Regions from separate parts of the Homo sapiens genome. Here region 2 is linked to region 1. The links are chromatin contacts, found by Hi-C or POLR2A ChIA-PET in ENCODE. All regions are on one chromosome and are shown on one strand. Each heading gives the region's core, a stretch centred on a gene start or an enhancer-like site at or near the end of the contact. The rest is flanking DNA. Distances are from core to core; before and after follow the strand shown. Region 1 has its middle 170 kb from the start of LINC02272. Region 2 has its middle 95 kb from the start of LINC02272.

Region 1 (2,700 bases), core at 141-2,640:
GGGTAAGCAGAGGTCCTTAGCTTGCTTTTATTAAACAAACAGGAAGATAATTTGCAACGAAACATAAAAACTATAGCTTTTATAAATCTTTCAGAAAAAGTCAAACACTGTGCTAGCATTGGGCAAATGAAAATAGTCAATTCATGTAAAAGATATAAAGATAGCTAACAAACTTGTGAAAATGTGTTCAACTGCTTCCTAATTGAGGAAATGACAAGAGAGTAAGTTTTTTTAAACCAAGTTTTATAAGTCAAGATAAAAAAGATTGACATTGCTCAGAGGTATCAAGAACATGGGACAATTGGGTCTCCATTTTTTGGTAAAAATCTAAATTGTTATAATAATTTTTAGAGGAGTATGTGGTGATATATAGCTAAACATATGAATGAGTAGTTGAAATATGTGACCATAAGTCAGGAAACCTCCTTTTACCTTTCTTGGGGTGATGTTGAACGACTTAGGCACCAGAGCAGCTTGGACTACAGGTGTGAGCCATCATGCCTCACAAAGTTTTAAAATTTTCTGGAAGAGACAAGTTCTCATTTTGTTGCCCCGGCTGGTCTCGAACTCCTGGCCCAAGCGATCTTCCCACCTTGGCCTCTCAAAGTGTTGGGATTACAGGTGTGACCCACTGCACCCAGTCAGGTGTAGTCCCTTAAATCAACTTTTTTTTGTACAATGGAGTCTCACCAGCCATTAATGAGACGAAATCAAAGATTCATCCCCACACAGAATCCCTAGATAGGTAAGGAATTCCTTTCTATATGTCTCAAGTCCATCTTATTTCGATTTTTAACTTTTGTTTCTTTAATACAAGCCGCCAACTTCTAGCTTGTAACTGGTTTTCCAAGAACCACCTTTGTCCACTAAAAATTCCTTTTGCATCCTAAACAGAATAATCTTTCTCAAAGTGCAAATCTGCACCTTAGAATATTCAACACTTTTCCCTCCCTCATCCTTCTCTTGCTTGGAAACATTCATCGGCTTCCTCTTGCTCTTAGGATAAAGACCAAAAAGCAAAGACCGAAATCCTTGACATGACTTATTGACTACCATTTCAGCCTTTTCCACCACATTGTCTTCACCATCTGTTTGATGAGACCTGAACCTCTTCAGTTACTGGAGCTCATGATACTGTCTTCCTGACAGGCTCCAGACTTGATCTCTCTCTGTTCTCTATTTGATTGGTTAGTATTACTCATTGACCATACCCTAGCTCTGCCCTGGCTAACTCAGGAAATTCTTCTCTAGTCATGGGTAAAATTCCCAATTAAATAAGCATTTGTAGCACTGTGGTGTGTTTCTCTTTCTTAGCACTAACCACATTGGAATGTTATGTCTTACTTGCGTGGTTGATTCATGTCTCTCTCACTCACTAGAGACTAAGCTGCATGAGTACGTGAATCATGTCTGGTTTTCTCTCTATTATGGGATCATATTTGAAAAAAGCTCTCTGAATGAAGGAGTAAAACATTGATCTGTTTTCTACACATGATGATGGGCTGGGAGCAATGTAAGTAGGCATGAGGGAATTTCCATCTAAGTTTATGATAGAGGTTTAAGTGTCCCCACATTACCAGTGATTAAAGAAGAGAGAAGCAAAGTGTCAGGTTAATATCACCTTTTTCTTAACCTTTATCTGGCCCCATTTTAATGAGGTCTTTCCAAGCCATTTTCATGACTTATGCACCATGGTTAAAGTTACCCTTTTTCAGATGAGTTGTACCCAATGTGGGAGAAGACAAAGTGGGATACTTGGTGCCAAGTTTAAACTGATTTGGGTGAGACTATAGTTCCATAGTCTATGTTAACTTTCGGCCTAGAACGCTTTGCAAATTCAGCATAAAATAGCTATACCAAGCATGTTTGGAGTTTTCTTGAGCCATGTACTGGTGCGATATAATCTATTAGTTTGATGAAATAAATGGAAATAACTTTTAAAGGGAAAATGCTTTTTATAAGTATGGCTATCTGTCAACTTCGTTGTTTTTCCTTATAACTCTCTCTGAATATAAGAGAGCAGTACCGATTGTATATTTTCTCTCACTATCTTCCCAAGACTAGCAATCTAATTCAATTCACTGAGGTTGAGTCCACTAGAAATTTTGTTTGTTGTCTTCATGCTTTTATTCTAAAGATAATTTAAAAATTACAAAACAGATCTGGAAAATGTCTAATGATGTAGTTTGCTGAGTATAAAGAAGTATTAAATTAGGCTAAAAGTCAGGAGCTTTCATTATGTATTCAACATACTGAATATGATATGGTGTTTGGTATCTGCTGCCAGAGTATTGCTTCTAGACAGGCTAATCTGTACTCCAAGAATGACACCCTGTGGCTGAATAGATCAATAGCAGAAAGCTCATTTATCATTCTCTTCTTTGTCTTTTAAAAAAATAGTCATTGCAAAATGGGATTTATATACAATTCACTTTAATAAAAAATTATTTTATGACAAAGCCCCTTAAATGTTTAAAATGGATTGAAAAGGGCTAGCATGAATAAAGAAAACATTTCAATATTTATTGCTCAATGTATGTGCTATATATGAGCTATGTCAACATATATCATTAACACATAGCAATAATTTGTTACACAAGTAGGTAGGGATTTTTCTCTTAAAAATAGTTCATAACATTTCATTGTGTTTAAAACTTGAGGAGTGTATTCATTTCTGTTGTTTTAACTGGAGCCTCAAGG
Region 2 (2,700 bases), core at 176-2,675, 71 kb before region 1:
AGGGAATTAAAAAACAACAAAATTATGCTACGAGGAAATTCTCAGCAATTGTTAAAAGCACTGTCAGGTTACAATATGATACTAGATCTGAATTCCAACACTTCCCTCCACTAGCTGTGTGACGTTGGGAATATTATTAACTTGTCTAAGCTTGATTTTTTAAACGTAAAAAATGGAGTAATAAGAGTACTGACTTACTGGGTTATTGTTGTCATTAAATAAGATAATGCATGAAAAGTACAAAGTAAAGGCTCAACAAATCTCAGCTCTTAGAAGGAAGGGTATGCTGATGCTGATGATGATAATGATAACATTAGTGTCATCTTAGGCCTCAGGCTAAAAAGTAAAGATTAATATTAATACTTGCTCTTCTACTCACAGCGTGGTTAGTGGTATCTTGACATTATTTGTGTATATATATATATATATATATATATATATATATATATATATATTTAGGTTGTTGCAAAAGTAATTGTGATTTTTATTATTACTTATAATGGCAAAAGCCACAATTACTTTTGTACCAACCTATATTTTCTCCATCTATAAGATTAGTTGCTATTATTGCAATTTTACGAAAGTGGGATATTTTAAAAATACAATGGCATATACTGTGGGAACAGTAGAACAATTAAAATCTTGAGACAAAACTTTATTTGTGATTGTTTATTCACCTTATTCTAGAACACAAGAAGGACAAAACTAATTTCTCAGTTAATCACTAATCTGTAGGGTTTGGACAAATGTAGTAGTGAAAATAAGCCTTTCCAATACCAGTAGAAACCATTCTGTCTTTTCTTCATTTGGATTTCTCTGTATTTGTCGAAACATTACAAAGTCCTACTTTAAATGCAATCTATTTACTAGCCCATAGACTGAGTGAAGTAATCCTGAACTGGGGGCAGTCTTTTAGAATAGATAGGATCCTCCTTTCCTATCCTCCTGCTCTGAATCACTCCTGGAGGGAAACACACAGAGAAATCTTACTATGCTTCCTGTCTCACAAAAACTCCAGATTCTTAACGCTTGTCTATTTATCATTCTGTCATATGCCAGCATGTATACCTATCTTGCTCTCTGTACAAATGAATCCTGGTGTTCTACTTCATTCAATTAAAAAAGTATTTAATGATTGCCCACTATGTGTCTTTGCTTTGCATTAGATGCTACAGATAACATGGTTAGACATTATATAGAGTTCCTATTTATAATGAGTTTATAATATAAAAAGTGAGTATTACAGCCAAATATAATATTATAAATACAAGAAGGTTTTTAGAAGCGTGCAGAAGCAAAACCCAGCTTCAATTTGGGACTGAATAAGGTAGTAATTGAAACACTTGAGGAAGAAGTATCTGAGCTTATACTGAAGGATGACTCAGCCTGACTCAGATGAAATATGTGTGTTTTAAGGACATTGGAGTTTGTGGCAGACAGAGTTCCAGGCCAAGGAAATAGCATGCTTGAGGTTTCAGAGTTGAGAAAAACATGATATATTCAAGGAACCAAAAGAGCTAGTTGGGCTGGAACAGAGAAAGGCAGAGGGAAAGAAATAATAATGAAAAGAAATGATGCTGAAGAGGACGAGTGTCAGGTCATGAAGGACCTTGTCTGCTGTATAAAGGAATTTGTATTTTATCCTACAAACAAGGGGGATTGGCCTTGCAAGATTTTATGTACTGGAGTGCAATGATCAGACTTGTGTTTAAGAATCTTCTGGTGGCAGAATGAAAAAATTAACTTGAGGGGGTCACAACTGAGGCCGGAAGACATGTGAGAAGATAGTGGTAACTGATCTGGATGAAAATAGTGGCCTGAATTAAGGGAAGTACTGTGAGGTCCGGTAGTGGGAAGGAAATGAGACAGGTATTTAGAGTCAGAGAAAGAATCAGATTTGGTAATTAATTAGGTCTAATAGATAGAGAAAGGGAGGCCTTAAATTCTAGCATGAGCTAGACATAACACAATGCTTTAGAGTAGGAATATTCTTAGCATTCAGTCAATGCTTTTCTTATTCTGAAAAGTCTTAAAAGTCTGTCAATGAAGACAGATAGATTTGAAAGTTCTAGCTTGCCATGACATTTTTGCGCTAGCCCTGGTACAGTGGCCAAATGTTTATTGAGAGCCTGTTAGATATATAGATTAAGTCAGAATGACTGAGATCTCTTTCTCACAACAGTAACAGTCTTCTGAAAGACACTGACAACTAAGTTAGAGATGGAGCAGGATGAGTGTACAAAGGAGATATTCATGGAACTCTTGATAGGCATTTGCACGTAAAGAAGAGTGCCTTGTCCTAGCTATCTCAAGCAACTGCCACTTACTGTCAATCACATCTCCTGGAATTGGAATTGGACTTGGCTGCCCCATCTATCTCCATCTCTCCACAGTGAGCTCTGTTTAGTTTTTTTTATTATTATTATTTTTGAGACAGAGTCTCACTTTGTCACCCAGGCTGGAGTGCAGTGACAAAATCATGGTTCACTGCAGCCTTCACCTCCCCAGGCTCAGGTGATCCTCCCACCTCAGCCTCCTGAGTAGCTAAAACTACAGGCACACGACACCACAGCGAGCTAATTTTTGCAGTTTTCATAGAGATGGGGTTTTGCCATGTTGGCCCATCTGGTCTTGAAGTCCTAGACTCAAGTGATCCTCTAGCCTCGGCCTCCCAAATTACTGGGAGTACAGGCATAAGCC

The links. A loop is a pair of places that touch in the nucleus more often than their neighbours do. ChIA-PET counts read pairs that join two places held with the same protein, here RNA polymerase II (POLR2A). Pooled maps may share reads with other maps.
Region 2: a loop to region 1 is called in a map of aorta, with 2.1 times the contacts of the local background. The contact joins two enhancer-like sites. A Hi-C loop is called at or near these places in 4 of 168 maps with a recorded cell type or tissue (aorta, ascending aorta, chondrocyte and 1 more) and 3 of 50 pooled maps. POLR2A ChIA-PET finds 5 or more read pairs at or near these places in 3 of 52 experiments (H1, MCF 10A and PC-9).

The regions. Positions count from the first base shown.
Region 1 is chr4:156,475,106-156,477,805 of GRCh38, reverse strand. No RefSeq gene overlaps it. Among named protein-coding and RNA genes, the nearest start is that of LINC02272, 170 kb to the left of the region's middle. Within about 2 kb of position 1,390, at least 3 of the 41 ENCODE cell types and tissues checked have a DNase peak (open chromatin) inside an H3K27ac peak, as active enhancers do.
Region 2 is chr4:156,546,341-156,549,040 of GRCh38, reverse strand. No RefSeq gene overlaps it. Among named protein-coding and RNA genes, the nearest start is that of LINC02272, 95 kb to the left of the region's middle. Within about 2 kb of position 1,425, at least 2 of the 41 ENCODE cell types and tissues checked have a DNase peak (open chromatin) inside an H3K27ac peak, as active enhancers do.